Regions from separate parts of the Homo sapiens genome. Here region 2 is linked to region 1. The links are chromatin loops, found by intact Hi-C in ENCODE. Cell type or tissue: heart right ventricle. All regions are shown on one strand. Each heading gives the region's core, and the rest is flanking DNA. Links, peaks and the distances in the headings are about the cores only.

Region 1 (16,150 bases), core at 4,256-12,255:
CCTAGGACCTGAGGGCAAGCCTCCAGTCAAAGCCAGTAAACAGGGGGACACTCCCCGACCCCATCCCTTGGTACAGTTGCAAGGAAGTGAATGCTGCCAACAGTCTGAGTGAATCTGGGAGTGGATTCTTCCCCAGGTGAGCCTCCAGAGGGGAATACAGCCCAGGGGACTCTGAGCAAGGGATGCAGTGAAGCCGTACAGTCTCTTGACCCAAAAACTGCCATAGAATAATGGGTGTCTTTTCAAGTTGCTAAACTTGTGGCAATCTCTTACAAAGCAATAGAAGACTAATATACGTGTTGAGGGGAGGGTGTCCTGGAACAGGAGGTGGGAGGTGCCGAAGACAGGCTCCAGTTATGGTACACTGGTCTGCTTCTCACTCCAGGAGGCACTGGTTTTGTCCAAAAGATTCCATCCTGACCACCTTGCTGGCCCCACTCTGTTTTTGTCTGGAGGTGGAAAGGGGTCGTGTTTTGGACCTGAAGCCCTAAGAATGCTTGCCTGAAGCTGAGATGGGAGGGTATCCTCCTTCAGCACACCACCAGGATGCCTCACCCTGAGGACGTGCCAGGCGCTCTGGAGCAAAAGGATCCGGGCTCCCAGGCTTGTCCAGAGAGGGTGCTGCCGGGAGTGTAGGGCGAGCTCCAAATCTAGGGGAGCTCTAGATCTTCCAGTCAGACCTGGAGCTGGACTGGTGCCCTCACATTCCCGCAGTGCCCCCAGGAGTGGTCGTCCCAGCGTCCCTGGCTCTGGCTCTGTCATCTGTGGGTGTCTTAGTGCCTTTAGATAGACTGGGGCCACCCCCAGGTAAGAAGGGCCAAGCCCCCTGAAACTGTACCCTGAGACCGCACCTCGGTGCAGGAGCTGACTCTGGCCCCGGCCCCAGCCCTGCCCCACCCTGAGCACCTCCACTGCCCTCCCTCAATAACAAAGGCCTGGAGGGCTGCCTCCCTACCCCCGTCCTCCACCGCTACGCAGGGTCCCCCCTGCAGCAGGGCACTTCGGCTGACTTAATGTCTCTCATGGATAAAATCGCTCTGAGTAGTTTTAAAGCTTTCAATTTTAGCCCTGGAAGCTTTTCCTTAAACAAAAATCTCACAAGAAAACTCAGTCTGCAAGAACGAAAGTGGAGCTGCTCTGATGGAGTGCAAGGTCAGTGGCTTCTCCCCAGACAGCCTCCCTTACCCTCCCCCGCCCCTGCCTCCTCTTTCCCTGGCAGCCCCTGAAGGGCTGTGTGGAGCTGAAGTACTTGTGGGAAGCGTGTTTGGACGGTGCTGACCAGGACCCAGTCACCTTTTCCTGTTTGTTTCCCTCACGGCTGGTTGGGCCAGGAAGTCCCGCCCTCTCAACCCCAGTGCAGCTGTCAATCAACGAGAGCACAAAGAATGTTCCCAATCCGCAGACAGAGTCCCTTCCACAGCTGGGATCTTCTCCACCTGGAGGACTACGTTCTTCGCCCCACCTTGCAAGTGGCTTGACATGAATTTGTTATCTGTGAGACAAATGTTCTTGGCCTGCCTAGGAGAGCTTTAAATAGACTCCGAGTTAAAAGAAAGCTTATCCATTATTTAGTCCAGCTCTTAGCTCGGGCAAGAATTCCTTACACATTCCCACCAAGAGGCAATCTAGATTCTCTCTGAATACTCCCCACAATGGGTGGCTCACTGTCTCACAAAGCAGGTGTCTCACTGTTAGGCAGCTCCTATTAAAATCCAAACCTGCTACCTTGCAGCCCTCATCCACTGGCTCTGCCTCTGGAGCTCAAAGAATAAGTCATGAAGTCGTGGAACTTATACTAAAAGGAATGCAGCTCACCCCAGGCTAGTCTTCTCCTCTCCTGTTCCATTCTCCTTAGAGGGCACTTGTGTAGATTATTATATTGGTGGTCAAGGAAACATGTCACTTAGTATTTGTGGACTGTGTATTCCCCTCTCTCATTGACTCTTGGATCATCCTCATGACTTGCTTTGGCCAATGGGATATTAGCAGGCATGAAGCCTTGGAAGCACTTGCAAATTTGGGCTTGCCCCCTTAGGAAGTTCCTCCTTGGAAGCCAGCTGCCATTGCTGAAGGAAGCTCAAGTTTGGCTACTGAATGGTGCAAGGCCATGTGGAGAGAGGCCCTGGAAAAGGGTAGTCCATTTTTTCCTTATTTTTTTATGTTTAATGTTTGTGGGTACATAGTAGGTGTGTATATCTATGGGGTACATGAGATGTTTTGATACCGGCATGCAATGTGGAATAATCACACCATGGAAAATGGGGTATGAGGAGAGGCCATTTTGGATGTTCCAATCACAGGCAAGCTCCCAGCTGAAGGCAACCACAGGAGTGACCTAAGCAATACACAAGGAACAGAAGGGCTGCGCTGCTAAGCTCAGCCAAACCACAGGATCTTGAGAAATAATAAATTGTTGTTTTAAGCAACTAAATTTTGGAATGGGTTGGTAAACAGTGATAGAGAATTGAAAACTACTGATAGAGTTTTTCTAGGAGCACATTTCTAGGATAATACGGCCAAAATTTTTCATCTCAGATCAGCCATTTACAAAGAGTATAGACAACCTGCCTAAGCCAAGAGATAGCAAACATCTTTACTGGAGATACCGGGAGCTCGGCCACTTAGAATTAAATCAGAAGGAGTCAGTCGGAGATGGGAAGGAGTTAGGAGCCTTTGGCTTGAGCAAGTCAGAGAGCCCCGTTTGAATGACAAATTATATGGAACAGCTTGGCTTTCCTCACAAAATAAAATTATGCTTCAGTTCAAATTTCTTGCCACTTATAAATTACTTTTTATTTTATTGCCCTACAGACCACGTCCAGATCCGTTTGGACGCTATGCTGTTTTTTATATTCCATTCTCCAAAGCTGTGAAGGTACAAATCATGGGCCATCCCAGGTGGTTTGGGGAAGAGATGTTTTTTCTTTCAAAAACAAGGTTTGGGTACATATTTGTGGTAATGACATAGAAATGAAAACATAGCAAGATCAATTGGAGTTTATAATAGCATTCTGCACAGGGAGAAATAGTGTGACATGCTCCTGGATGAGGCTGCCCCAGCCTTCTCCCAGCATTCACTCCATAAGCCTTTATTGAGCACCTACAGTCCCTGCCTTCCAGGCACTCATGTTCAAGGGAGGAGACTGACAGGTGGAGCAGCAGGAGCAATACAGTGTGATAAGGAGGAAGTCTGGGACAAGGAAAGTACCTACAAGAGGCCTGTCTCCTAAAAGAAGCTCTATCTAGGCTGAGAGCAAAAGGGTCAATAGAGCAAGTTGAACAAAGAGAAGGGACATTCATTGATTGCAGAGATTACTAGCTTCTACCCAATATCTATCTATCTCTTTTTCCTGATGATTAGAACATCATTTTATCCTGCTAGGCAATATTTCTAGCTAAAGGGCTACATTTCCCAGACTCCCTTGTAGCTAGCAATGAATAATGGGATATAAATACAAGTTTACAGGGTTTCTTGGAAGGAGTTCTGACTCAACTAGGAGACACAACCAAGTTCCTCTATTTTTCTGCCTGGAATGTGGACTTGATGGCTGGAGTGCCAGCAGCTATTTTGTGTCATAAAGCAAACTTGAGATAGAAACCAACTATAAAGTATGGTAGAGCAGAAAGTTAAGAAGAGCTTGCATCCTGACAACTGTGAAGCTGCTATATCAGCCCTGGAGAGCCACCCTTCTGGCTTCTTTCACATGCCAAATAAATAAATGTCAGATTTAAACTACTTGTTTGTTTTGTTGTTGTTGTAATTTGCAGCTGAACCTAATCCTAACTGATATACCTGCATGTGCCAAGGCCCAGAGGTAAGAGAGCACATGACATATTCCTCAGTCTGCAAATGGTTCCGAGTGGATGGAGCTCAATAAACTGTGTGACAGAGGAGGGGGTGGTGAGTGGGACAAGAAAGGGAAGCAGAGGTGAGCCTGGAGTTCTTGGGCAATGGGGCATAGAGGGAAATCATAATTGCTAGCATTTATGAAGGGCTTTAAACAGCAGATTCTTCTCTCCCTATCCTCCACATCTGGAGAAAGGACAGCCTCCTGTTCCCCAGAGACCTAGGACTAGGGAACAAAATGTCCTAAGTTAAAGGGTGTGTCTCAAAATTGGGGACATGGCCACAGACAACTGTCCTTGGATATGAGAACTGCCTCATGACTTCGCTTAAACTAAATTAAACCTTCTCTGGGTCCCATTTTCCAGCGTGATATCAAAGTCAGCTTCCCTCTCCCAAGGGCTGTGCAAGATTAGAGAGCTGAACTTGTAGAAAACCAGGAAAGGCCTCCAGCCTTCCATCATGGAATTGTTTCTAAGTTGCCTGTTGCCAAGACTGGGATGGTCCACGGGCAGCCCAGATAACCGTGAGAATAGGGATCCCCTTGAGGAGCCCAGGTCCACAGCTCGCTGAGAGTAGCCTCCTCCTGCATCCGCAGGCCACCCCAGCAGAGGTCTGGCGGCTCCCAGATTCCACAAGGAAACATGGCTTGTTCCCTGCCACCCTTGGAAACTCCCAAACCTAACCCTTCACCTTTGCTGGGGAAACCCCTCTTTGCCCCCCTTTTGGGTGGGAGCCTTGTCATTTTCCCCAGTCGAAAGGAATCCAGCTCAATCCTCCTGGGTAAGCCTGAAACACAGAAGAGATTTGCCTCCCACCTTTCCACACTTTCTCCCTGCCCTGGGGAAAGGGATAATGTAAGGAACTTTAAAAAATACTCGTCATCCAACCATCCAACCATCACTGGCAGCAGAGCCCCTGAAAATCATATAGCCTGGAGCAGCTTGTCACAGAAGATAGAGAGGAAACAGTCAAAGACAAATTTGATTTGATAGAGTCGTAAAATGGTCTCAGGAGCCAGGGTGAAGAGGCTCCCGCTGGCCAGAGATGTGAAAATGTGAGTACCAATAAGGACAGTAACAGCAGTGTATTGAAATAGGTCAAATATATATAAATCCATGAGTCTATAATGATACTTTTTTTAAAAGAACCTAACTGGCTATCAGTTGAGGCTATCAATTCATACTAATGAATTAATTCATTGTTTTGATAACTAACATATATAGAAGTAAAAGATCAAGCAAGAGATAAAGACAAAAAGAAACTACTCTGGCCCATGTAAATATATCTCAAGATGTTAAAAAAAAATTAGAAGAGTTCAGCCTGTAATGACTGTAGCAGGAAAAGCAGTGCTTTTTAATGATGCACAAGGGAATGAGAAGTCCTTGCTCTGAGCCTTGGTGGTCCACGGGAGGGTCTACGTGGGCTTGAGCCAGCAGGGTTTCCTAGGACACGGTTCTCCAGAGAAAATGCCCTGGTGAAAACCACAGGCAGAAAAGAATGGGATGAGCCTGGGATGGAATAGCAACAAGAATATCCCAGAAATCATTTTTTTTTTTTTTTGAGACAGAGTCTAGCTCTGTCACCCAGGCTGGAGTGCAGTGGCATGATCTCAGCTCACTGCAACCTCCGCCACCCAGGTCCAAGCAATTCTCCTGCCTCAGCCTCCCAAGTAGCTGGGATTATAGACATGAACCATCACGCCCAGCTAATTTTTGTATTTTTAGTAGAAATAGTGTTTCACCATGTTGGCCAGGCTGGTCTCAAACCCCTGACATCAGGTGATCTACCTGCCTTGGCCTCCCAAAGTGCTGGGATGACAGATGTGAGCCACCGTGCCTGGCCCCACAAAGCATTTGGGCACTTTCCCAGCATTCAGTGAACTATGTGACACAGTGTTCCGTGATGAAAACAAGATGCCACCCCCATGGGAAGGATGAGAACTGAGTCAAGTGATTGAGTTTGGCAGTTTGTAGACTTCAAATCTCCTTCAAAGGACTCAGTTCAGGGCAGTTGTGGGTTGTCCACCAAATCGCAGTCTTAAGGAGTGAAAGGTGGAGCTAGACTGCTGGGAGGGAGAGCCAGGACAGAAAGGTGGGAGAAGGAAAGTTAGCTTGAGGAGGAAGCAGAGGCAAAGAGCTTGTTATGGAAATGATAAGGAAAAGGCCTAGTAGATGAGTCCCAGAAGGCAAGAGAAAGAGGCATGGCTGAGCTGGGCTGGGTGCAGGGAGCACCTGGAGAACAGACCCAGAGATCTCCGCTCCATAATGTGGGGGCAAGCATGCCACATAGCAGCCTGGTCTGCCACTTTCTCTCCCTACTCCCATCTCTATTCAGGGATGGACTAGGGCAGGGTTCAAAGGCCCAGGAGAAAGTCAAGGAGGCTCCCAGGACCTTGCTCCAGAGAAACCAAGAGGCCATCAGGCAGAGCGACGGGGTCTGGGTCACCAGGAACCAGGTGAAGACAAGTAAGGAGGATGGGGAGGAGATATGGAGGAGGATGAGGAGGGAGATGAGGAGGAAGGGGGTGGAGAGACAGAGGAGGAGAGAGGGAAGTGAAGAGGGGGTATGAAGAGAAGGTGGTAGGAGCTGGCAGACACAGAAACGCAGTGTATTTAAGACCTGCTATTTTTGTTTTCCTTTTTTCTTTCCCTTTCTTTTTTTTTTTTTTTTTTTTTTGAGACAGGGTCTCGCTCTGTTGCCCAGGCTGCAGTGTGGTGGCACGATCTCGGCTCACTGCAACCTCCTCCTCCCGGGTTCAAGCGATTCTCCTGCCTCAACCTCCCAAGTACCTGGGACTACAGGTGCATGCCACCACACCCAGCTAATTTTTGTATTTTTAGTAGAGACAGGGTTTCACCATGTTGGCCAGGCTGCTCTCGAACTCCTGACTTCAGGTGATCTGCCCCCTTCAGCCTCCCAAAGTGCTAGGATTACAGGCGTGAGCCACCACACCTGGCCAGGACCTGCTAACATTGAGTGTGGCCCTTTCATTGTGCAGATGAGGAAACTGAGACCCAGAAGAGCAAGTTCTTGGTCATAAAGCCCAGTGATATCGCAGAGGGGCAGGAGAGTGGTGAGAAACACACAAAAATTGTCTTCACACAACTCCCTCAAACCCCCACTCCCAGAAGAAAGAGGCGGAATTATTCCCAGTCCACCCAGGTCAAGTGACTTTGGATGGTGGCACCTGTGGGTGGGCTGAGGAGTCCAGGGTGTGTGGGTGCAGCTCAGTCCTTCAGGGTTAGTCTGTCCTGCCCCGCTTTCCCAAGCTCTCAACTCTGCAGGAAGTTCATGGCTCCACTGCTGCTCGGGGTGTGTGAATCGGGAGAGAAAAGACTTGGAAACCCATGTACACCTGCCCGATGCAGAAAGGACGAGGGTGCCCTTCTTCTACACACAGGTGGGACTTGGGCCTGGCCTCAGGAGGCACAGCTGCCCCTACCCAGGCCTTGGCCACAGTTGCCATGGAAACCGCACTGTAAAGGACTGAATGACCTCAGATTTTGCGTTTCATCTCCCAACATAGGATTTTAGAATGCAGAGAGCAGTTACTGGTCTTCTCTTATTTCAATGCCAGCTGAGCAGCATAGAGGTCCCTGGAGGCCCTTTGAGCTCCTCCTAGCTCACAGGAACAAGTGTGTGGGTCATCTCCCTGAGCCAGCCTCCGCTATGAGCCTTTGCCTTGACCCCTTGATCTATTCTTATTCACTTGGCAACAGTGATTAAGCCACAGGAGGTTGCAGGTGCTGGATCAGGCAACAGGGAAAGGAAGATGAATAGGAGACAGATCCTGACCCAAAGAAGGATGCAGTCGAGTTGGGGAAACAAATACATAAATAAATCATTATAAACCCATGTGGCAAGTACATGGGGCACCCAACGCACAGCAATTTGCTCACTAAAGTAGGTGACAGAGGGGGCAACATTGGGGCGAAGAGCTTGAAGAAAATGGTGACGGTGTGGACGGTTATTAAGGGGAATCATTCAGAGGACCAGGTCAAGTGGTTGCTGAGTGACACCAAATGCCCCGCTGAGGCTGGGCCCCAGGCCAATCTACAGGCCACTTGATTTTTCTCCAGCAGGGCTCAGCTATGAAGGCATATTGTGGGACTGTGGTCAGAAAGTGAAGCATTGGAAGTGAAGATTTCAGAAGAGGAGCTGCTCTGGGAACAAACACAGGGTCCAGCATGTGCCCTGGGAATGGACAGCAGACCAGGAGCCAAGGCAGGAGTCACAGGAATTACAGAGGCACAGGGACTCCCCCTGTGGTAGGACAGCGGTTCCTGCAGACACTGCTGTCCTGGGACTGAAGTGGTTACGGCAGGAGTGGAAAGAAGGTAAGCCACGTTCCAGCCTCTGAGGAATGGATTCCCTTCTCTCAGTCCAGGTCTCCTCATAATGCAGCAGATGATAATACCCAGGACACACTGTGTCCCCTTCCTTCCTCCCGCACTGTCCCTGGCTTACCTCTCAAGATCACTCCAGAGAGAGTCAAGCATTGCATGGGACGCACGTACACCTGGCTTGGGAGTCTTGCCAGCTCAGGGATAAATTTGGACATTGAGCCGTGATTGAATGCTGGTTCTAGTAAGAATTCAGTGTGTGTTATTGCATTAAATAAAATAATGAGAGCTCTTAAAGCAAATCGTAAGGCAGAAAGGCACACTGTGAAGGGGTTGAGTTGAAAGACTTTGCCCTTCCCTTCTCCTTGGGTGAACATGGCAAAGTGCTGTCTCCTTGTGCACAGCTGTCAGCCTTTTCAGATGCTGAGCAGGCATCTAGTCAAGCCATTTCCTGCCAGGACAAATGACAAGCACCCCAAAAGGAGAACTTAGGGGAGCTCCAAGGCTCCTCTTTATAGAGAGCTATGTTGAGTCCTTCTCAATATGGCTCTCCCCAACCACATGACTGCAGCTGAAAGAATAGCCTCAACCCAGCCCTCCCTCTGTACCTCGGCCCCTCCCCAGGCAGGCAGAGTCCCAGGAGGATGAAAGCAGGACTAGCTGTGTCCTTGTGTCCTCCTTAGCAGTGGAGAGGCAAGACTGGTGGGATCTGCTTCAGCTTTGGCACCAGGAGACCTGAATTTAATTCTCAGCCCTACTACTTCCTGCTGTGTGACCTTGAGCAACTCACTCAGCCCCTCTGAGCTTCAGTCTCCTTTTCAGTAAGGCAGGCAATGTGGCATTGTTGTTGAGGGCCAGTGTGGCTTTGTGGTTGAGGGCCAAGCACCAGAGTTATTCTTCTGGATCCCAGATTCTGGTTTTGCCACTTCCTAGCTGATAGCCATGTCCTCCCCAGTTCCAAAGCCCAGCCTTGCAGGCACACACCACAACTACATGGCTGAATGACTGTGGTTGCCAGCAGACTCCTCTCTCCACAGCCACTCTGGGCCCATCCTGGACCAACTGGTCACTAGGTGCCTGGGTGCAGTATCTGGTCCCCCCACCGCCCTTTTCCAATGTTCAGTGGAACTGCTCATGGGCCGCACAGCCTTCCTTTTTCTGTCTTTAGCCACTCACAGATTCTGCCTCGATTTTCATCTTCGTTTGGATCTCATCAAGCTCTCCTAAATTCCTCCTCCTGATTCTGATTTTTCTTTCTTTGGTACCATTTAACCACATGCTTTCATGCGATAGAGCAATTTGTATTCATGCCCCTCTCCACACTGGGCTAATTTAACAGCTCTGTAGAAACACAGGAGTGTAGTTTGCTCATCATCGCCTCCTCCAGAATGCCTTCCACAAAGTGAGGTATCTGTAAGGCAACCACCATGATATGGGATCTTTTTCTCCCGCATTTATAATCATCTTAACTGCTTTATTGAGATATAATTTACATAGCATCCAATGGTTTTTAATAAATTTACAGAGTTGTGCAATCATCACCACAATCCAGTTTTAGAACATTTCCATCACCCCAAAAAGATCCCTTGGGCCCATTTGCAGTCGCTCCCCATTCCAAGTCCCAGCCACAGGCAAGTTTTAATCATTTTTACTAAAAAAAACACATAAGCCCTTATTTCCCCCCAAATGTTTTGCTCTTAGAAGTAAAGCTGCATGAACATTCTTGTAGGGAAACCGTAACACGTATCTATGCTCATTTCTCCCAAACTCACTGAAGATTCAGGGAAGGACCGAGTATCTGACCTGAGCCCCACATTCCACAGGTGACAAGTGCATGGATGAGTGCCACCCCTAAGACCACATAGCCCATAGCAGGGCTGGGACTGGAACCCACCTGCTTCCACTCCCAGCAATGGTCATTTCCGTCACTCTGTCCCTCTACTCAGAGATAAATTCATTAACTGACCTTAATTAATTTAATTTGTTTTTTCTAGCCACTGCTTCTCCCTTCTCACAGCCCTTCCTCAGTGGAAGTGCTAACTGGAATTGAGTGGCTCAGAAACAAATGGCAAAGAAGGAGGTGGAAAAGAAAGAGTTATGAAACTGTACGTCAGGCTTGGAATGGTGGCTTATGCCTGGAATCCCAGCATTGTGGGAGGCTGAGGAGGGAGGATCGCTTAAGCCTAGGAGTTTGAGACCAGTTTGGGCACCATAGTAAGACCCCCATCTCAACAAAACTAAAATTAAAAATTAACCTGGTGTGGTGCTGCACACCTATAGTCCCAGCTACGCAGGAGGACGAAGTGGGAGGATTGCTTGGACCCGGGAGTTCAAGGCTGCAGTGAGCTATGATCACACCACTGCATTTCAGCCTGAGTGATAGACTGAGACCTTGTCTCAAAAAAAAAAGTAGGTGGGGATCACAAGTCATTCCCTCAACTTCTCATGCAAGGAAGGAGCAGTCTCCTCGGCTTCTCTGACTCCACAGGGAAGGTGGGGGGATCTCCTAGGGTCCAGGAACTCACTGTTTGAAACTATTCCTGTCTTTCTTTTCTGGGTCCAGTCAGCCCTTTTCCTCTATTGCATCCTCCAGTGCCATGAACACATTCTTCCAGATGCAGTTATTTGTAAGTAGGAGACTCGGGGGCCAGAAAGCTCAGGGGTGGGATGGGAGTGGGAGATTCTAACACCACCATTCACTAGCTGTGTGACCTTGTCCCTTCCTAACCTTTCTGGGCCTTGGTGTACTCATCTGTAAAGTGGAACCAGAATTGCCTACCTCAAAAAATTATTGTGAGAATTCAATAAAATGGTATAGGCAAGATCAGGTTCAAAGTATGCGATCAATAAATGGTAGGGTTTTAATTAACCTCCTTCTTAAATTGTGGTCCCAATAACGACTCCCTGAATACACATATAGGATGCACACAGCACGCACACGATACTACAGAACTCTTTCCTTCTGTCGTGAACCATAGTGTTGGACCACCTCGCATGTTTTCCTATCCCTTTTAGGAAACTTGCCCTACTCCATAGAAGCAGCAAGTCATACGTTTTTAAAAAGAAACTCCGGTGGCAACGCAAGGAATAGATTGTAAATGTGGAAGCTAGGGCCCAGGAAGCTGAGCGAGAGATCATGCAACATTCCAGGCAAACCATGAGAAGGGCCCGATAGGAGGGGCAATGAGGAGAAGCTGCAGAGACCAGACCTGAGAGGTACTGAGGAAGCAGAATCAGTGGAGCATGGTGAGTGATGGTCATGGGAAGGGCACACGCTTACTATTCCTCTCTCTCAAGAATAATACCTGCCTCACGACACTGCTGGGAGGCTGGGTGGCCATTCAACTGAAATATTAACTAAGTGCATGCAATGTACTAGGCTCTGATCCAGATGCCTAGAACAAGACAGAAGCCCTGTCCTCTTACTGCTTATAGTCAAGATAGAGAGTAATGTCTTTGAAGAGACTGACCCATGGTAGGCACTTCATAAAGGGTAGGTGTTGTTATTACCACTAATACTATAATGTTTAAATTATATGTTAGGTGCTTCGGCCACCTAACATCTCTTCTCCTTTCCCATGGTGTGACGTCGTGGTAATACAGTAAATGTCTCCATCTGTGCTTTCACTATAGATGCCGAAGTGATTCCTGGAGACTCTGCCAGCAAGGCTCTTCCTCTAGCCACTGTAGTACCAAAGTAAAGGAGCACCATGCTTGAACATATGGGTGCTCTCTCTCTCTAGGGACTTTAGATCCTGAGCAAGCGACCACATGGGTAGAAGCAACACAGTTAATTCATCCAAGCACGAAGAACCTGACCCAGACTATTTCTACCACAAGATTCTCCCTTCCAGCTTGGCTATCTGTAAGTTTGAGAAGTCAACCTACCAAGTGACTATTGACATCTCCCTCCAGGAGAATTTCAGTCCATTGTTACTGATTGGCAGAGTGCTTTGAGATATAACAGACGTGGTAAATGAACTGAAATGACATCAATTGAAAAAAAATGTTACAATTTCATCTAACTTTTGTCCAGCTTCCATTTCTACTTTTTGTTCTTTCCATTGGAACTCAAGTACACACAACTGGACTGAGTATTGTCCTTGGTTTATGACACACCCTCACTATTGGTCTATAAATGGCTTGTTTTTACTTAGTTATTTTAAATAATATAAGCACCTGTGAATGCACCAGATCCAAACAAAAACGAGGATCCTGACAATAACCTTGACATATGGTCCCGCCCCATCACATCCTCTTGACTCCACCTGACCAAGATAATCATTCTTAATCCTCTGTCCATCAGCTCTGTGCCCTCCTTTCAAAATAAGTTCTATTGCGTCTATGTGTGCTTCTAAAAGATGTGTTTTCATAAAACTTGAGTTACTTTAGAAATTATAAAAAGGAAATGAGGCCAGGCTTGGTGGCTCATGCCTGTAATCTCAGCACTTTGGGAGGCTGAGGTGGGTGGAGGGCTTGAGCCCAGGAGTTTTAGACCAGCCTCGGTAACATGGCAAAATCCCGTCTCCACAAAAAATACAAAAAAAAAAACAAATGCCAGACATGGTGTAGTGCCTGTAGTCCCAGCTACTCAGGAGACTGAGTTAAGAGGACCACAAGAGCCCAGGAAAGTTGAGGCTGCAGTGAGCCATGATCATGCCATTGCACTCCAGCCTGGGCAACAGAGTGAGACCCCCCACCCCAAAAAAAGGATATGATATTGTATGTAAGTTTTTCAGACTTACTTTTTTCCAGCAAGTATTATTGTTAAAGTTATTCATATTATTGTTTATGGTTGAGTTCATTTATTTTTATTGCTGGATAATATTTCGCTGTGTAAATAGACCACAATTATCCATTCACTTTTCCATTAATGGACATTGAGTTATTTTCAGGTTTTGCTAATGTGAAAAATGCTGCTAGGAGTGTTTTTATTCAAATCTCCTGTTTTATGTGCATGAGAGTTTCTTTTGAATATAAACCTAATGGTGGAATTGCTGGGTAATAGGGTATGTGGATGTCCAATTTTAGGGGAGAAGGCCAAGCCATTTTCCAATGTGTTTCACAAACATACATCCCTATGAGTATAAGAGGGTTTTTTTAGTTTTTTTTTTTTAGACAGAGTCTTACTCTGTCGCCCAGGCAATGGTGCCATCTTGGCTCACTGCAATCTCCGCCTCCCGGGTTCAAGCGATTCTCCTGCCTCAGCCTCCCGAGTAGCTGGGATTACAGGCACACACCACCACACCCAGCTAATTTTTGTATTTTTAGCAGAGACAGGGTTTTACCATGTTGGCCAGGATGGTCTCGAACTCCTGACCTCGTGATCCTCCCACCTCGGCCTCCCAAAGTGCTGGGATTACAGATGTGAGCCACCACACCCAGCCAAGAGGTTCTGTGGCTCTATAATCTTGTTAAAGCTTCACGTTGTCAGATTTTTAATTGCCAATTAACAGAGGTAAAAACAAATTTTAGAGATTATAATGTGTTTCTCTGATCATTAAACACGTTGAAAATCTTCTCTTGTGTTTATCGGCCATACATGTTTCTCTCTCTCTTTTTTTTTTTTTTTTTTTTTTTTGAGACAGAGTTTTGCTCTCGTTGCCCAGGCTAAAGTGCAGTGGCATGATCTCGGCTCACTGCAACCTCCACCTCCCGATTTCAAGCAATTCTTCTGCCTCAGCCTCCCAAGTAGCTGGGATTACAGGCATGCACCACCACACCTGGCTAATTTTGTATTTGTAGTAGAGACAGGGTTACACATCTTGGTCAGGCTGGTCTTTAACTCCTGACCTCCAGTGATCCACCCGCTTCAGCCTCCCAAAGTGCTGGGATTACAGGCGTGAGCCACCATGCCTGGCCCATTTATGTCTTTTGATCATTTTTCCATAGGGTTGTTATTTTTTTATTGGTTTGTGGAATTTTTTTATGTATTCTTGACACTGATCTATTGTTGTTGACTATCTCTTCTCAGTTTGTAATTAGTTTCTTTACTTTTGCTTTCCCTAAGGTAGCTTTTGAAGAACACATGTTCTTAAGTTTATTACAGTCAAATGTATTTATCTCTTACATTATTGTCATTTTTTTGTCTCTTGTTTAAGCAACCTTTCGCTGTTCAGTCTTAAACATATCTGGATGGATAGATAGATAGATAGACAGATGATAGATAGACAGACAGATAGATATAAAGAGATAGATATAGATATAGTTTGGTGTTTTTTTTGTTTTTTGTTTTTTGATTTGGAGTCTCGCTCTTGTCACCCACGCTGGAGTGCAATGGCATGATCTTGGCTCACTGCAACCTCTGCCTCCCAGGCTCAAGCGATTCTCCTGCCTCAGCCTCCCAAGTAGCTGGGATTACAGGCATGAGCCACCACACCCAGCTAGTTTTTGTATAATTAGTAGAGATGGTGTTTCACCATGTTGGCCAGGCTGGTCTCATGCCTGTAATCCCAGCATTTTGGAAGGCCAAGGCAGGCAGACCACTTGAGGTCAGGAGTTCAAGACCAGCCTGGCCAACATGGCAAAACCCGTCTCTACTAATAATACAAAAATTAGCCCAGCATGGTGGTGTGCGCCTATAGTCCCAGCTACTCAGGAGGCTGAGGCAGGAGAATCGCTGGAACCCAGGAGGCGGAGGTTGCAGTGAGCCTAGATCATGCCACTGCATTCCAGCCTGGGTGACAGAAAAAGATTCCAAAAAAAAAAAAAAAGATAGTGTATTATTTTTAATGCATGTTGGTATTTTAATTGCTAATATTTTATTTAGTGTTTTTGCATCAATATTTATGAGTAAAATAGGCCTAAAATTTTTTTCTCATAAATCCATTGTCTGGTTATGGTATCGATTTTGGGAATGGAAGATGCTGTAATCCAGTTTTAATATGTTATCTTTGCAGAGAAATCCCTGAGAGCTCATTTTTAAAAAACAACCAATAGCACCTAGTAAAGACTGCTTTTTACCTCGATATTTTAAAATTAATAATTTTTGTAGCATTTCTTATAGGTTGACATATTCACCAGAAGGTAGATGTTAAAATCTGTCTTGTTCATTTTATAAAGATCTGAGTAAGTTTGCCCAGCTCCAATCCTCCAGCACCTTTCCTGTTCACCGTAATTCCTCAGAGTTGACCAACAATGGTGCTTCTAACACATCTGCACATCTCTGACAACACCTGATAACCTGGGAAGTGGCTCCTAAGAAACCCAAGAGCTGGCTGGTGTCTGATGCATGGATTTGTGCACAGCATGTGGGGCTCCGAGCTTCTCAGAAAAAAATAATTGTACATCAAAGGCATCACTAGTTATGAGTTCCTGGGTGAAGCAGCTATTGTTATCATTTAAACAGAACTTTCTAGCTTTGCTTCTGGGCAGGCGACCTAATGTGAGAGCATTTGGAGGCCAGGAAGCACCAGTTAGGAACCAGGCATCATTGTCATTTTCTGCAGGAGTGCCCTGTGGCTAGCTTTCCCACTGCAGCAGAGCCTTGCCTCCATCAGTGTGCTCTGCTCATGCCCCCAGCCCCACTCTCCCCTGGTGAGTAGTGAGCTCCAGAACCCTTCAGGGCAGAGAGAAGTCCAGCTGTGGAGTTTAGAAGCTGAAAAACACCTCCGCCCAGTGCCCTCCCAGCACAGCATCCTGGCTTCACAGGCCTAAGCCAGACAGGCTGCCTAATCACCAGATAGGGACCCTCCTGGCTCCATCATGGAAAGACAGTTAGGTCCCTTTTGCTGGCAAAGCCAAATCAGGCAATCCTTTGAATTAAACACAGTGACTCTCTACAAGACCCAAGGAATTTCTGAGGCCTGAGTCAGAGGGATCATAAGATAAGGTGGCTGGTTACCTAAAGAGAAAGCGTTAGTGCTTTTTTTCTCCTGCCTCTTCTTGTCCTACCTGTGATGATTAATTTTATGTGTCAACTTGACTGGGCCACAGAGTGCCCAGATACTTGGTTAAACAT
Region 2 (16,150 bases), core at 3,123-11,122, 48 kb after region 1:
CCCCCTTCCTTGCATAGGTAGGGATTGGTGGAATGGAGGAAAGGGGAGATGGCTTATCTAAAGCGTGCATGCCTTTCTAGACCTCCCCTTTCCTTCCATCAAATCACTGCTAATCCCAGAACCCACCCATACACCTTTTTGAATAAAATTCCTGCCTTAGAGCCAGCATAGGGAGACAGATTTGAGCTGGACTCCTGTCTCCTTGTTAGTCAACTTGCTGTAAGAAGCTTTTCTTAAAAACCTGGTGTCGGCCGGGCGCAGTGGCTCACGCCTGTAATCCCAGCACTTTGGGAGGCCAAGGCGGGTGGATCATGAGGTCACAAGTTCAAGACCAGCCTGGCCAAGATGGTGAAACCCCGTCTCTACTAAAACCTCAAAACTTAGCTGGGCCCGGTGGCAGGCACCTGTAATCCCAGCTACTTGGGAGGCTGAGGCAGGAGAATCGCTTGAACCCAGGTGGCGGAGGTTGTGGTGAGCCAAGATCGTGCCACTGCACTCCAGCCTGGGTGACAGAGTGAGACTCCATCTCAAACAACAAAACAAAACAAAACAAACAAACAAAAAAAACCTGGTGTCATAGCATTGGTTTCTAGCACCTCGGGCAGCTAGCCTCTTTTGCTCAGTAGCAGAGGGAATGGGATGGGAAGAGAACACACCCTTCTCTGCCATAACAGGACAGCAGTAGATAATTTCTAAACGTGATAAATCAAGAAAAGCAATATAAACACATTATTTAGAAATACAGAGGTAAATACCAGAAGAAACAGCTCAAAGAGGGTATCTGTTTTCTATTACTACATAACAAATCACCACAAACTTAGCAACTTACAGCACATAATTAGCGTCTCACAGTTTCTGTGGGTCAGGAGTCTGGGCACAGCTCAAGTGAGGTCCTCCGCAGGTCCTCCCCCAGCTGAAATCAAGGCATCAGCCTGGCCACTTTCTGATCTGGAGCTCAGCTGAGGAAGAATCGTATTCCAAGCTCAGCAGATTGTTGGCAGAATTCTTTTTTTGAATATTAAATAATAACGGCAAAAAATGCGATTACTTTTGCACCAACCTAATATTTTTTAGAGATGGTGTCTCACAATGATGCACAAGCTGAATTCAAACTCCTGGGCTCAAGCAATCCTCCTGTCTCAGCCTCCCGAGTAGCTGGGACTACAGGTGTGTGCCACCATGTCCAGCTGAAAATTCATTTTTTAGTAGTTGCTTGACTGAGGGTACCTGCTTTTTCCTGGCGGTGGGCTAGAGGCCTCCCTCAGGCCTACGGGCCACCCAAAGTCCCTGAAGGCCACCCCCAGTTCCTTGCTTCTCCAACATGGCTACTGACTTTGTCATGCTGCCTCCTGCCCTCACCCCAGGGAGCCTCCAGTCTGCTTCTGCTAAGATGGAGTTGTGTAAAACATCAGGGAAGTACTATTCCATCACCTTTACCATATAAATCCTGACCTCACCCAAGGAGTGTAAACACCAGGATAGGGGGATCTTTGGGGCCACCCTAAAATCTATTGGCCACAATGAGATTATTAACCTTTTTATTTTTTATAATTAAGTAATCCGAAATACATAGAAGAGTATAATGAGTCCCTCCTACCCTTGTTTCCTAGCCAGTTCTCTCGCCTGGGAGGCAACAGATATGATGGGTTTCTTTCATAATCTAACAAAATGATTTAATGTATATAATGCATACGCCCATAGACATGAGTCACTCTGCACTCTTTCAGCTCGTTGCTCAAGTGTGACATTGCCGCCTGGGCCTCCCATGAGTGCTCTATACAAATGGCAACACACATATCTTTCTCCCCCTTTTTCCCATGACTGGTAGCACACTTTGCAAACTCGTCTGCATCTTGCTTTTTGCAGGTAATATATAGTGAGATCACTTTCCATCGGTACATAGATTCTTTATTGTTTTTCTGCTGCTGCATAGCATTCATTGACCTTTTTGTGGACATCTAGTTCATTTCAACCCTCTTCTGTTACAAATGACGCAGCAATAAATATGTTTGAGGGGAGTCATAATAGTGTCATCTCTGGGAAGTAGGACAGGAAAGTGCAAGGATCTACTGCTTTCGTTTTAAGCCTTTCAGGACCCTGTGATTTTAAAAAAAAAACATGTGAACATCATAGTTTGATAGCTATAAAAAAGGGTTTTGTGATCTCTGCAGGGGATGATGCTGGCTGCGTGAGAACCCCGCTTGTCCTCACCACCATCAGAACAGGCTTTCAAGTCCCTTTTGAGCTGCCACCCCTACTTCCATTCTAGGCTTCATTCTTTCCTTTGCTCAACATTTAACCAGCGTCTACTATGTGCCAGGTGCTTGAAGGTTGGGGCTTCTGAGAAAAAGAACACTTCTCTTTTCAGGCAAAATAGTCCACCTGTCCTTCTTCATGTATGAGTTCAAACATGAGCACAGTTCTCCCAGACACTCAGCAGAGAAATGGGCTGCTGGCCCCCTCAGAAAACAGGCAGCTCAGCAGCAGAGGCACCCTCCAAGTTTGGGGATTTGGGAATTCATCCGGTGTTCAAGTCCTACTTTCCAGTGGATCCGAGTGAGAGGCAGCCCTGGCAGCTGTGCACCCACCTTATCACAGTCACCCACCCCTCCTAGAACCTCATCAGGGCCAGGTGCGGTGGCTCATGCCTATAATCCTAGAACTTTGGGAGGCTGAGGTAGGTGGATCGCTTGAGGCCAGGAGTTTGAGACCAGCCTGGACATAGTGAAACCCTGCCTCTACTAAAAATACAAAAAATTAGCAGTGGTGCGTGTCTGTGGTCCTAGCTACTCAGGAGGCTGAGGTGGGAGAATTACTTGAAAGCGGGAGTCCCAGGCTGCAGTGGGCCATGTTCATGCCACTGCACTCCAGCCTGGGTGACAGAGCAAGACTCTATCTCAAAAAATAATAATAAAATTAAAAAGTAAAAAAAAAAAAAGTAGAACCTCATCAATCCCTTCTGAGACACTGCCAAGCCCTCTCAAGGTCATCGTTTGTCAAACCGTAAGACCTTCCCCCATGAGCGGACAAAGTTAGGGGGCCCCTCTGTGTCTCTCTCCCTTGCTCTCACTCATCTTTCTCTGTCCCCTTTCTCCTAGCTTCCATTTTATTCTTAGTTACAATCTGTTTTCTCCCTCTCACCCAGTGACATCTGGGCTTCAGTCATGTCCCTGTGTGCCCAACAGGGGCTAAGACCTGTGAGTATCCTTCCCATTTACCTTTGTCCCAGGTGGACAACAGAGTTTAGTGTTTGCAACAGTGAGGTAGGCACATATCTACCTAACTTAACTGGGGGAAAAATTAGGACTCAGAGCCTAGTTCTCTGTCTCAGTTTCTCCATAGCAACCTGTCATTGTGAACGTGATCACTACCACAGTGACACTTTCTGAAGGTCCCCTGGGCATTAAACCATTTAATCCTCACAGCACCCCTTGGAGATCGTATTGCTATTATCCTTATTGAATAGATGAGGAAACCAACCCCCGGGAGGCAGAGGAAGTCTGCCCGCAACCACACAGCCAGTGTGTGGCAGAGCTGGTATTTCAAAGGGGTTTTGCTGTCTCTGGATGGAGACTCTCCACCTCGGTGTTTCAAGGCTTGTCCTCTAAACACGTGGCAAACATATTTTCTGTTTTCTTTCCAGTGAGCCACACTGACATGCATCCAATCATCTCATCTGTCTGGGTGCAGTTTTTCTACTAGTTAAAAATCCACTTAAATCCTGCTACCAGCTGGCTCACATTTATTCAGCTTGGCTGTAGGACTTGAGACATTTCATCAAATGCCTTGCTAAAATCAAGGCTACATCCCCGCATGAGATTTCATCAAGGATTTGCCTCCCAAGGTCCCTAAGTAATAAACCAACATGAGTCCAGCAAGCTCACTCCCGAAGTCCTGCCTAAGCCGTCACATGTGGTGAATGGGTCTGGCCCCAATCAAGGAGCTCCTCTGCCCTCCTGAAAGCCAGATCAAAAGGCTGATGGTGTTTGGAAGTGACAAGAAGCAGTGGTAGCAGGCAGGGAGTAAAGTATGATGGCAGCTGCCAAGTGGCAGAAGTGAGAAGATTAAAATGAATCTGAAAAGTGGCTGGCACAGCGTTAAGAAGATCTGCTCTTTCAGCCCAGGGCAGCAGCCTGGAGGCTGACTGGGGCCCAGGGCTTCCCCTTCCAGGGTTTCCCTCCTCCTCTGGAGCAAGGGTTAACACCTGGAGCCTCCTACAGGCTCAGGCTGAGACCTAAATAGGGGAAGTGGGCCCTAGGAGGCCATGGTAAGTGAATTGCATGGGAAGCGTGCCTGGCACATTGTCTGAGCTCTGTGTTAGCTCTTGTCATCCTTATTATTCTTACTATTAGCAGGGCAGCTGTTACTCTGTCCCAGACAACTATTATCATTCAGCTAGCTGGGCACAGTGATGTCAGATCTTCCAATCATCAAAAGAAGCTGAGAATCTGAGTTTTATTAGTAGTCCTCCAATTTTCCCATATTAGTAACTGTGATGGTTAATTTTAGGTGTTAACTTGCCTGGATTGAGGGATGCCTGGATGGCTGGTGAAGCACTGTTTCTGGGTGTATCTGCAAGGGTGCTTCCAGAGGAGACTGGCGTGTGAGTGGGTGGACTGAGAGGGAAGATCCTCCCTCAACGTGGGTGGCCATCACCCAATCAGCAGGGGACCTGGAAGAAACAAAAAGGCAGAAGAAGGGTGAATGCTCTCTCTCTCTTCCAGAGTGGCGTGCCTTTTTCCTCCTGCCTTTGGACATCAGAACTCCCAGTCCTTGGCCTCTGAACTCTGGGACTTACCCCAGCAGCTTTCCAGGGTCTCTCAGGCCTTCAGCCTTGGGCTGAGAGTGACACCATTGGCTTCTTTGGTTCTGGGGCCTTCTGACTTGGATTGAGCCATACTCCCAGCTTCTCTGATTCTCCAGCTTGCAGATGGCCTATGGTGCGTGGCACTCAGCCTCCACCATTGCAGGAGTCAATTCACCTAGCAAATCCTCTCTCATCCATCCATCTACCTATTCCAGTGCTTCTGTTTCTCTGGTGAACCCTGATTAATGCAGCAGCTAAAGCAATTAGAACAAAAACAAACACATGTGTGGACCAGACCCAATCAGTCTGTATCAGCCTGCGGGCCTCTCACCAGTCTGCACCCTCTGCCTGGGGCCTGGCATAGTTCTAAGACCAGGATCCCGCCACCTGCAGGGATTAGGAACTTGGCCATGGCAGAGTCTTCCAGGTCTCCTTGTGTCCCACCACCCCTTCTGAACACACACAGGCTCAGGAAGCACCCCAGGGATATTGCGTCCCTGAGTCCTTGAACCTGACAATGGGCTGGCTGCCCTTCCAGCCTGGCAAGGAGAGTGGCAAGCACGAGCTAGGCAGCCGGGAGAGAGGAGCTCCACGCAGATGTCTGCCAGGGAGAAGCCAGTGTCCAAGCACAGTGCCTGACATTGGGCAGCTCAGCCTCTACACAGGGGAGGAGCAGGAGGAGATGGCCATGAGACTTAGAGTCTCCTGGCTTCCTTGGGGCTCTGTCTCCCCTGAGCAAAAATGGGCTTGGTTGGGCACGTTGGCTCATGCCTATAATTCCAGCACTTTGGGAGGCTGAGGCAAGAGGATTACTTGAGCTCAGGAGTTCAAGATCAGCCTGGGCAACATAGGGAGACCCCATCTCTACTAAAAATCAAAAAAATTAGCCAGGCATCATGGTGTACACCTGTAGTCCCAGCTACTCTGGAGGCTGAGCGGGGAGGATCATGTAAGTCGGGGAGATAGAGGATGCAGTGAGCTATGATCATGCCACTGCATGCTAGCCTGGGCAACAGAGTGAGACACTCTCAAAAAAAGGTTGGGGGTGTGGCACTTGAATTGAATCACGTCCTTCCACTTCACACCTTTTCTGATGAGAACCAATGATCCTCCACTTTCTGAGGTTCAGCCCCAGACTTAGAACCATGGCCATAGTGGGCCACTATTATCTAACAAATATGTAGAGCACAAACAACAGAAGAGAAGCACAGCTCTAAAGGGGCCCAGGGAGCTTCCAGAGCTGTCATCTGTGGGTCCATGACCCCGAGTTAAAGGGTAGAAGTGCCCCACTTGCATCCCCCCAACAGCCTCTTGCCCATAAACTGATGGGTGAGCTCCCAAGAGGTGCAGGAGCCCCTGCTCATGGCTCCTCCTGCCTGTAGTTCTCAGTGAAAGGGGGTCACATCCCAGAAACCCATAGAACTTTCCCTGGGGCTCTTTCTCTCCAAATCTCTTCCCTGCTAGGAATCTGGAGGAGTTCTGCTGATGTTTCTATGTCAGCCCCTCCACTCAGGAGAAGTTCTGTGATTTTTGAGAATGGTGATCCTCTGGGTACGGAGGGTGGAGAGGGTGGGGGTGGGGAAGGACAACTCAATAAGATCATCACCCTCATCATTACATTTTAGTTGATTTTAAAATTTTTATTGAGATATTATTTGCATACAATAAACCACACATATTTAAGGTCTTCTATTTTATAAGTTTTGACACATGTACGCACCATGAAACCATCAATACAATCGAGATAATGAACATAGCCGTCACCCCCAAGAGCTTCCCAAGGACCCTTTGTAATCCTCCCCAGGCCTGTGTTCCCATCCTCGGGTAACCACTGATCTGCCTTCTGTCACTAGAGCTGTTTGCATTTTCTAGAGTTTCATATGAATGGAATCAGGCAGTTTGTATTCTTTCTTGGTCTGGCTTCTTTCACTCATCATAATTATTTTGAGATTCATCGACATTGCTGCATGTATCAGCAATTCAGTCCTTCTTATTATTGAGTGGTATCCCATTATATGAACATAAATATTTTTTATTAAGTGCTAACCTACATGCCAGGCACTATACCAACAACTTTACATATATTACCTCTTTTCATTTTCAAATTGATCTGCAGAGGACTGTGATCTCCACTTTATAGTTGAGGCAAGAAAGACTCAGAGAAGTTAAGTAACTTTCCAGAGGTCACACAGTTGAGAGGTGGAAGAGCTAGGATTTGAACTTAAGTCTGGCTGCAAAATCAGCTCCACCAAGTGATGCTGCGGTGTGCGGCTTTCCCTTAGAAGTCCTGGCCATTCCAGGTGTCCTGGGTTCCTCAACACCGAGACACCTTTGACCTTCCCTTCCCTTCCAGCTCCACCCCACAGGCTCTGGAGCACAGTGGAAAAGGGCCTGAACCTTGGACTCCCTGTGGGATTCCCAGCACATTGGTCATAGAAGAGAAAAGGTTAAAGGAAAAGGGCAGGAACCCCAAGGCATGAGCCCTTCCTACCCCACAGCTCCCCATTCACAGCACACAGAGGATGTTTTAATGATCTCCAATTTGTTTTTATCCTGAAGTAGAACACATGCCCTGGGCCTATCAATAGAACCAGGCAGAAGGTGACCGCCGTGGCAGATTGCAGGGGGTGGTGGAGCAGTTCTCAATTGTGCTTTGGGTGGTTGTGAGAGACTCTGCTGCTGTCAGCACCCCACTTCCCCTTCCCTCCTCCCAGCCCCTCAGCCCACTTGAACAGAGTTGCTTCATTCAGAATCTGGCTTTTCCATGTTCCTGCATAGGCCTGTGGGAGTGAGGCTATGGGGTGAATGAGCACAGGGAGCTTGTCCCTTGAGGCCTTAGAATCAGTGTCTCTGGGAGGCGACCTCTCCAATCCCTCTAAGAGCCCTGCAGAAAGGTGGCGGCCGGCCATGTGGTCAGTGACTTACATTCCACCTGCCTGTCGCCTCTGGGCCTGGGCAACACAAGGGCTTGTTCACGCTCCCCTTCTCTTGTTCTTGTGGGCAGATTTCCTCTTCCAAAAACAAAAACCTCTTGATCCGGCCTCCCCTCCACACAGCTGTTCTCTATTCAGTTCCTATTATTTATCATCAAACTTAACGTGACTCCTTCCAAAGCCCTATCTGACCCCATGAACTAAGTTAAACCCCCAGCAACTCTCTCCTGCAAACCCCCTTTGGAACTGCATCCTTCTTGTAATTCCCTATAGGAACAGCACTGTCCTCACCAGGCCACCAGCCCCATGGGGCAGGGCCTTGCTCACCCATCCTATTCATTGTCATTGCCTTCACCCAGCAGACGCTCTGTGAATATTTGTTGAATTGATTTCTTGGAATAAAGTTCAAAACCTTGTGAAATTAAACAATGTATTATTTAGAGGTACATACGTTTAGTAAAACCATGAAGAAAAACAAAGGAACTGTATATTCAAAATCAAGATGGCAGTCACACCCATTAGGATGAGTAGTATTTTAAAGAACACTCATTGAAAATAAAAGTGTTGGTGAGAATGTGGAGGAATTGGAACGCTCGTGCATTGCTGGTGGGAATGCAAGATAGTGCAGCCATATGGAAAACTGAATGGCAGTTCCTTAAAATATTAAACGTAGAATTACATTTGCTCCAGCAATTCCACTTCTGAATATATACACACAAAAACTTGAAGCCTGGCATGGTGGTGTACACCTGTAGTCTTTGGGAAGCTGAGGTGGGAGGGTCACTGGAGACCAGGAGTTTGAGACCAGCCTGGTCAACATGGCAATACCCTGTCTCTGTAAAAAACAATAATTTTTAAAAATTGAAAGCAGGAACTTAAACAGTTATTTGTATACCAATGTCTTTTTTTGTTTGTTTGTTGTTGTTGTTTGGTTGTTGTTGTTTTTTTTTTTAGATGGAGTCTCGCTCTGTCACCCAGGCTAGAGTGCAGTGGCATGATCTCAGCTCACTGCAACCTCTGCCTCCTGGGTTCAAGCAATCCTCCTGCCTTAGCCTCCCAAGTAGCTGGAATTACAGGTGCCTGCTGGGATTATCACATCTGGCTAACTTTTGTATTTTTAGTAGAGATGGGGTTCCACCATCTTGGCCAAGCTGGTTTCAAACTCCTGACCTCAAATGGTCCACCCACCTTGGCCTCCCAAAGTGCAGGGATTACAGGCATGAGCCACCATGCCTGGCTTTACACCAATGTCATAGCAGGCAAAAGGTAGAAGCAACCCAGATGTCCATCGCCATATGAATGGATAAACAAAATGTGGTCTATACATACAATGGAATATTATTCAGCCTTAAAAAGGGAGGACATTCTGTCACATACTGCGACATGGATAAACCGTGGTGAAGACATTACACTAAGTGAAGTAAGGCAGACACAGAAGGACAAATACAGGTGTTATATGACTCCACTTATCTGAGGTATCTAGAATAGTCAAATTCATAGAAACTGTATTACTTCGTGTTGCTATTAAAAAATACCTGAAACTTGGTAATTTATAAAGAAAAGAGGTTTATTTGGCTCACAGTTCTGCAGGCTGTACAAGCAGTATGATGCTGGCATCTGCTTCTGGTGAGACCTCAGAAAACTTACAATCATGGTAGAAGGCAAAAGAGGAGCCTGCATATGACACAGTGAGAACCAGCAACAGAGAAGGAGCAAGACAGAGGGCAAGGAGGTACCAGCCTCTTTAAACAACTGGATCTCACATGAACTCATAGGACAGCACTAAGCTATTCATGAGGGATTCACCTCCATGACCAAAACACTCCCCACCAGGCCCCACCTCCAACATTGGAGGTCACATTTCAAAATGAGATTTGGAGGGGACAAAACATTCAAACCATATCAGAGAAAGAAAGTAGAATGGTGGTTGTCAGGGGCCGGAGGAAGGGGAAGTTACTATTTAATGGGTCCAGAGTTTTGGTTTGGGAAGGTAAAAAAGTTCTGGAAATGGATGAGAGTGATGCTTGTACAACGATATGAATAGACTTAATGCCACTGAGCTATACAATTAAAAATGGTTAAAATGGCAAATTTTCTCTTATGTATACTTATGCCACATTTAAGGAAACAAAATCAAGAATGGTGGCCACCAGAGGGGAGGGACAGAACTGGGAAGGACACATAAAGGGCTACAGCTGTACTGCTGCACATTCTATTGGTGTCCTGGGTGCTCATTCTTTGATATTTGTTTAGTTCACTGCCTATATCCAACCCCACCTTCTCCTCCACAACCACACATACATGCTATGCACCTTATTTCATTGATTCTAAGGCACACATTTTTAAAATTTAACCTCTCTGAAATTGGGATGCATCTCACATCAACATGATAAGAAAAAAATAGCCTTAGTTTATTTGGTAGAGTGTTATCTCTTTTTGTGGTACATAAAATAATGATGCTTCTGACAGTCAATGGTAGCTCAGAGAAGACTAAATACAGGGTATATATTCATATATACAAAGTACTTCATAATTAATTTTTAAATAAAAGCTTTATTGAGGTTAATATACCATGCAATTCACCCATTTAAAGTGTACAATTTGATGGTTTTTAGTATATTCACCGAGTTGTACAACCATCCCGCAATCAATTTTAGAACATTTTCATCACCCCAACAAGAAACCCTTTGCCCATTAGCAGTCACTCCCCATTTCCTCCCACCCCACGCTCCCAGCTCTGGGCAACCACTCCTCTACTTCCTGTCTCTTTAGATTTGCGTATTCTGGAAATTTCATGTAAATAAAATCATACAATATGTGATCTTTCTTGTCTGCTCCTCACACTCAGCATCATGTTTTTGCAAGCAGTCCATTCACTCCTCAGCTCACTCGACTCGTGCTTCTGAACCCACTTGATTGAAATGACCCTGTCTACAGCCATACCACCGTGAACACACCCAAGCTCATCTGAAATGACCCTGGTGTGAGCCACAAGTCATTGTACAGTCTAGTGGCCATTTCTCAAGCTTCATTTCAACCTCATTCAGCACAAACAGCCGAGTGTTGACTAAATGCCAATTCCCATTGGCATCACTCACCTCCTCTCCCTGAGATGTTCCTTCCTTAACTTCTGCATCTCATCCTCATTCTCCTTTTTCTCTGTCTGCTGCCTTGGGTCTTCTCCTCCTGCTCCCTCCTAGGTATAGGAATTCTTGAAGTCTCTATCCTTGTCATTTGTCTCCTCTTCCAACAGTCCCTTCATCTAGGAGGACTGGCGTCCTCCACGATCAGCTGCTCAAGCTTGCATCTTCAGCCCCAATCTCTGCATTTCCAACTGTCTGCTAGACATTTCTCTCTAGGTGTTCCACGGGAACCTCACACTCCACACTGCAGGGAATCTCTCCCCCACATAACCCAGCACTTCCAATTTTGCTTAAGCCATTCAACAAATTCTGCCTTGTAGTTTTCCATTCAACAGGTTACTGAGCATCTGCTAGCTGTCAGACACTGCTCCAAGTGCCAGAGACACCTTAGAGAAGAAAACAAATCCCTTCTCTCATGGAGCTTCCACTCTAGTGAGGAAGACAGATGGTAAACAATTAACTCTGCAATATGGCGGGAGGTGATAAGTTCCTAAAAAAAAATTAAAGCAGAGCAAGAAAATAAAAAAGTGTCAATGGGGTGTGTTGGTTTTTCTCCACATGCTGCCCCTCCTTCCCATCCATTCTCCTCCCTCAGAGCTCTGTGACCCCAAGTGCTGACCCATAATGACTTTCCCTCAAGCTCCCCTGCCCTCTGACTTCTTGTTGGATTCAGCCAATGAGAGGCAGGACGAGGAGATGAGTGAATTGGAGGCAGTGGTGCGCTAGTCAATGTTTATCAGCCAGCTCTCCAGGGAAAAATATGTCCTGATTTGTAGTATTTGCCCATTTCTGTGGTGCAAATACTCCCACCATGAGAGATTCCAAACTGCCATCTTGACACTGGAGTTAGAATGCACTGCATACAATCAGTCCTCATAAACCGGTATGGGCCAGTTCCAATACACCACTGGTGAGAGGGGAGGGAGATCCAGGAGCGTCTTCCTTACTTCCTCCCACCCTCAGTTCAGGCAGGGCTGCATCCCTCGAGGATTACAGCTCTATCCAGAAGAGCCTCTTCCATCATCCACTTGCAACTAGATGCACATACACCATTCCCTTCTCCTACCCCTCCAGCCCAGGATTGGGAATGGCTTCTCAATGACGCTGGTCCCTGGGAGCCTCAGTGTCCCTAGTTAGTTCCCTTTTCCTGCTTCCACCTTTTCCTGAATGCTCTTCAAAATCCCTATGGAACGTACTTTCTGTTTCCTGTGGGACCATGACTCAGGCAGCACGGTGGTCATTTTTTATCAAGTGCACAAGATGGCCTTTCTTGTACTGTAACATTGAGGCAGAGAACTGAGGGAGTGAGACATGGTTTGTGCGGGTCTTGCTTCCCCTCCCCACATTCCCCACGCCCCATGCCTAATAACAATCTTTCCTGTGTTTGATTTCCTGCAGTGCCAATCCCAGTGCCTCACACGGCAACATTTGTTGCATTGTATAGAATCAAGAACATCTACTGCTTTTCTTCTGCTCTCTAAAAAGTGTTCCTTGTTCCTATGAATTTCGCTAATGCTCTTTCATGCTTCCTTTGAATCTTCAGCTGGCCCCATGCCCAGCTAGTCAGTGCTAGTAGGAGGTGGCGTAAAGCCCTCCTACAAAAATTACAGTCCTCTTATAAAAATTGCTGGATTCTGGGCCAGAGTGGATAATTTACACACATTTAGATGATGAATTCAAAAGCCACTAAATCCAAGCCTGTGAAATACAAATCAGCACAATTTGCTGCAATTATATTTAAACTCAATGGAAAGGCCAAATTGGTGAAATGGCATTCCATGGTTTTGCCATCTTACAGAGCAATTCCCACCAGAATTCACGCCTCAGACTCGAGTCTGAGATGATAACATTCCAATATGATTCCTGCATGTCCAATGTTGTTAACCCCAGTGAGCCGAGGCAGGGTGGCTGGATGAGGCCCAAGGTCTATGCTCTCTCCACTACCCAGCTGGGCCCTTTTAGACACCCCATCTGCGGAGGTAAAGTTGACTTGGGAGGGAGAATGGGCTCTTTTTGGAGATTAGGATCAGTGTTGGAATTTGGGCTGAATTTGGAGTTGTGATTGCATTTAGGGTTAAATTTAGGGAAGGGGTTACAGTTAGCAATGAAATTAGAGTTAAGATTCAAAAAAGGATAAGAAGGTTAAAATTGAGGTTAGAGATGGGGTTAGTATTGAAGGGGAGTTAAGACGTTCGGGTTGGTATCAAGGTTAAGGTCAGCATTTGGGCTACAGTCTGGGTGAGGATTAGGATTGGAGTCAGTTACAGTTAATGTTAGGGTTAGTGTTGGGGTTAGGGTTATGGTTAGGGTTAAGGTTAGGATACCAATTGGATTGAAGGATCCTCGCCTTGGCACAATGGGGAGGAGTGCGCAAAACCACATCACGGATGTTATCTTTACAGGCCCAGGGGCAGCATGAACATCAGGTTAAGATTAGGGTTGGTGTGCTGGGCACAGTGGCTCATGCCTATAAGCCCAGCACTTTGGGAGGCTGAGGCAGGTGACTCACCTGAAGTTGGGAGTTCGAGACCAGCCTGACCAACATGGAGAAATCCCATCTCTACTAAAAATACAAAATTAGCCAGGCATGGTGGCGCATGCCTGTAATCCCAGCTATTCAGGAGGCTGAGACAGAAGCATCACCTGAACCCAGGAGGTGGAAGTTGTGGTGAGCTGAGATCACACCATTGCACTCCAGCCTTGGCAACAGGAGCAAAACTCCCGTCAAAAAAAAAAAAAAAGAAGAAGAGTTTAGGGTTGGTATGAGATTGCGGTAGGGTTAGTGTTAAGGAAGGGATGCTTGGATAGGGTATTAATTTGATATTGGTCTGAGGTTATGTATCCGAAATTGGTGGGTTCTTGGTCTCACTGACTTCAAGAATGAAGCCGCAGACTCTTGCAGTGAGTGTTACAGTTTTTAAAGATGGTGTCTCCGGAGTTTCTTCCTTCTGATGTTCGGACATGTTCGGAATTTCTTCCTTCTGGTGGGTTCATGGTCTCGCTGGCCTCAGGAGTGAAGCTGCAGACCTTCATATGAGTGTTACAGCTCATAGAGACAGTGAGAACCCAAAGAGTGAGCAGCAGCAAGATTCAGTACAAACAGCAAAAAAACAAAGCTTCTACAGTGCCCAAATAGATCCTGGCAAGTTGCCACTGCTGGCTCAGGCAGCCTGAGTTTATTGTCTTATCTGACCCCACCCACATCCTGCTGATTGGTCCATTTTACAGAGAGCTGATTGGCCCATTTTACAGAGGGCTGATTGGTCCATTTTGACAGGGTGCTGATTGGTGCGTTTACAAACCTTGAGCTAGACACAGAGTGCTGATTGGTGCATTTACAATCCTTTAGCTAGACACAAAAGTTCTCCAAATACCCACTAGATTAGCTAGACACAGAGCACTGATTGGTGCATTTACAAACCTTGAGCTAGGCACAGAGTGCTGATTGGTGCATTTACAATCCTTTACCTAGACAGCGGGGCTGGAGCATGGCCGGGGCATGGCCACGGACTGCAGGTCCCGAGCCCTGCCCCACAGGGATGCGGCTGAGGCCCAGTGAGAATTCCAGCGAGGCGCTGGGGGAGCCAGGGCAGTGCTGGGGGACCCGGGGCACCATCCACAGCTGCTGTCCCAGGTGATAAGCCTCTCACTGCCCAAGGCCGGTGGTGCCAGCCGGCTGCTCAGAGTGCAGGGCCCACCAAGCCCACGCCCACCTGGAACTCGCACTGGTCCACGAGGGCCGCACGCAGCCCTGGTTCCCATCCGCGCCTCTCCCTCCACACCTCCCCGCAAGCAGAGGGAGCCGGTTCCGGCCTCGGCCAGCCCAGAGAGGGGCTCCCACAATGCAGCTGCGGGCTGGAAGGGCTCCTCAAGCATGGCCATAGTGGACGCCAAGGCCCAGGAGGTGCCAAGAGCAAACGAGGGCTGCTAGCCATTGTCACCTCTCAGTTAGACAGGGGAAATGTCGATTTCTAATGGCTAGCTGGAGAGTATATGGACAGCTTGATAGCCTCACTTACTCTCCTTCTACCATCTGCTCCCCAGTTATCTCCTAGATGTACCTCCTCTGGTTTACAACTTTGGACTTCAAAATTCTTCTGTAAAATCACAATATTTAGCAGTAGAAACTGCCCCTCTCTTGGAAAACTTACTCAACCCTCTATGACAAGATCTGCTGATTGCCTTTCCCAGCACCCATGCTCCCCTTCTTCTCAGTAACATAATCCAGATTTTTTTTTTTTTGAGACTGAGTCTCACTCTGTCGCCCAGGCTGGAGTGCAGTGGCATGATCTAGGCTCACTGCAACCTCCGCCTCCCAGGTTCTAGTGATTCTTGTGCCTCAGCCTCCTGGATAGCTGGGATTACAAGCATGCACCACCACACCCAGCTAATTTTTGTATTTTTAGTAGAGAGGGGGTTTTACCATGTTGGCCAGGCTGGTTTTCAACTCCTGACCTCAAATGATCCACCCGCCTCAGCCTCCCAAAGCTTTGGGATTACAGGTGTGAGCCACTGCACCCAGCCAATATGGCAGATTCTATCATAAATGCTTTATCTGAATCATCTCATCTAATCCTTACAATAACCCTATGAAGTACCTCTTATTATATTTCCTTTTTGCAGACCAGTAATTGAGGCACAGAGATGTTAAATAACACAACTGAGGTCACAGGGTTGGTAAGCGGTAGAGATTGGATTAGAATCCAGGGAGTCGGAGGCCCAAGCACAAGTTCCTAAGCACCATACTCTACTGCCTCCCATTCATTCAGTAAAGAATAATTGTTACTATCTGCTGAGCACTTTCTAAGAGCCAAACTCTGTACCAGTCCTTCTCAATCAGAGTGATGTTGCCCCCAGGGAACAGGTGGCAATGTCTGAAGACATTTTCCTACCATCAGCACTATAGTGAGGAACCCTACTGGCATTGAGTATGTAAAGGCTAAGGAGACTATTAAGCAGCCTACGATGCCCAGCACAGCCCCCTACAATAAAGAATCATCCAGCCCAAAATGTCAATAGTGCCAAGGTTGGCAAATCCTGCTCTATCCTAGGCACTTTACATTTTCTCATTTAACCCTCACAACAATCCTATGAAACAGTTGCTGTTACTCTTTTACAGTGAAAAACCTAATGCTTAGACTGAGATTAAGTAATTTACCCAAAGCACAGAGCAATAGATGAAGTGGTAATTCAAACCAAGATCGGTCAGATTCCTAAAAACTTTTTGGGTCCAGGCACTGTGTCCGTTAATTTGCATATCATATAGA

Evidence for each region. Peaks named below come from ENCODE experiments on the same cell type or tissue, not always from the same donor. Only the 100,000 strongest peaks of a DNase experiment are listed, where the experiment ranks them.
Region 2: it touches region 1 in a loop (5-fold over the local background); 3 of 110 quality-filtered maps call a loop at or near these places.

What each region holds. Positions count from the first base shown.
Region 1 is chr1:226,512,147-226,528,296 of GRCh38, reverse strand. LOC105373115 (a long non-coding RNA gene) reads left to right here and starts at 7,497. Exons shown (of 3, transcript XR_949221.2): 1 at 7,497-8,184; 2 at 11,206-11,436; 3 at 11,824-12,153. RefSeq lists enhancers at 6,649-7,341, 7,342-8,036. In heart right ventricle, for the core only: a CTCF peak has its summit at 8,109; no DNase peak of the experiment used is centred there; H3K27ac peaks cover 742 bases; H3K27me3 peaks cover 659 bases.
Region 2 is chr1:226,462,704-226,478,853 of GRCh38, reverse strand. No RefSeq gene overlaps it. Among named protein-coding and RNA genes, the nearest start is that of PARP1, 63 kb to the right of the region's middle. In heart right ventricle, for the core only: no CTCF peak of the experiment used is centred there; no DNase peak of the experiment used is centred there.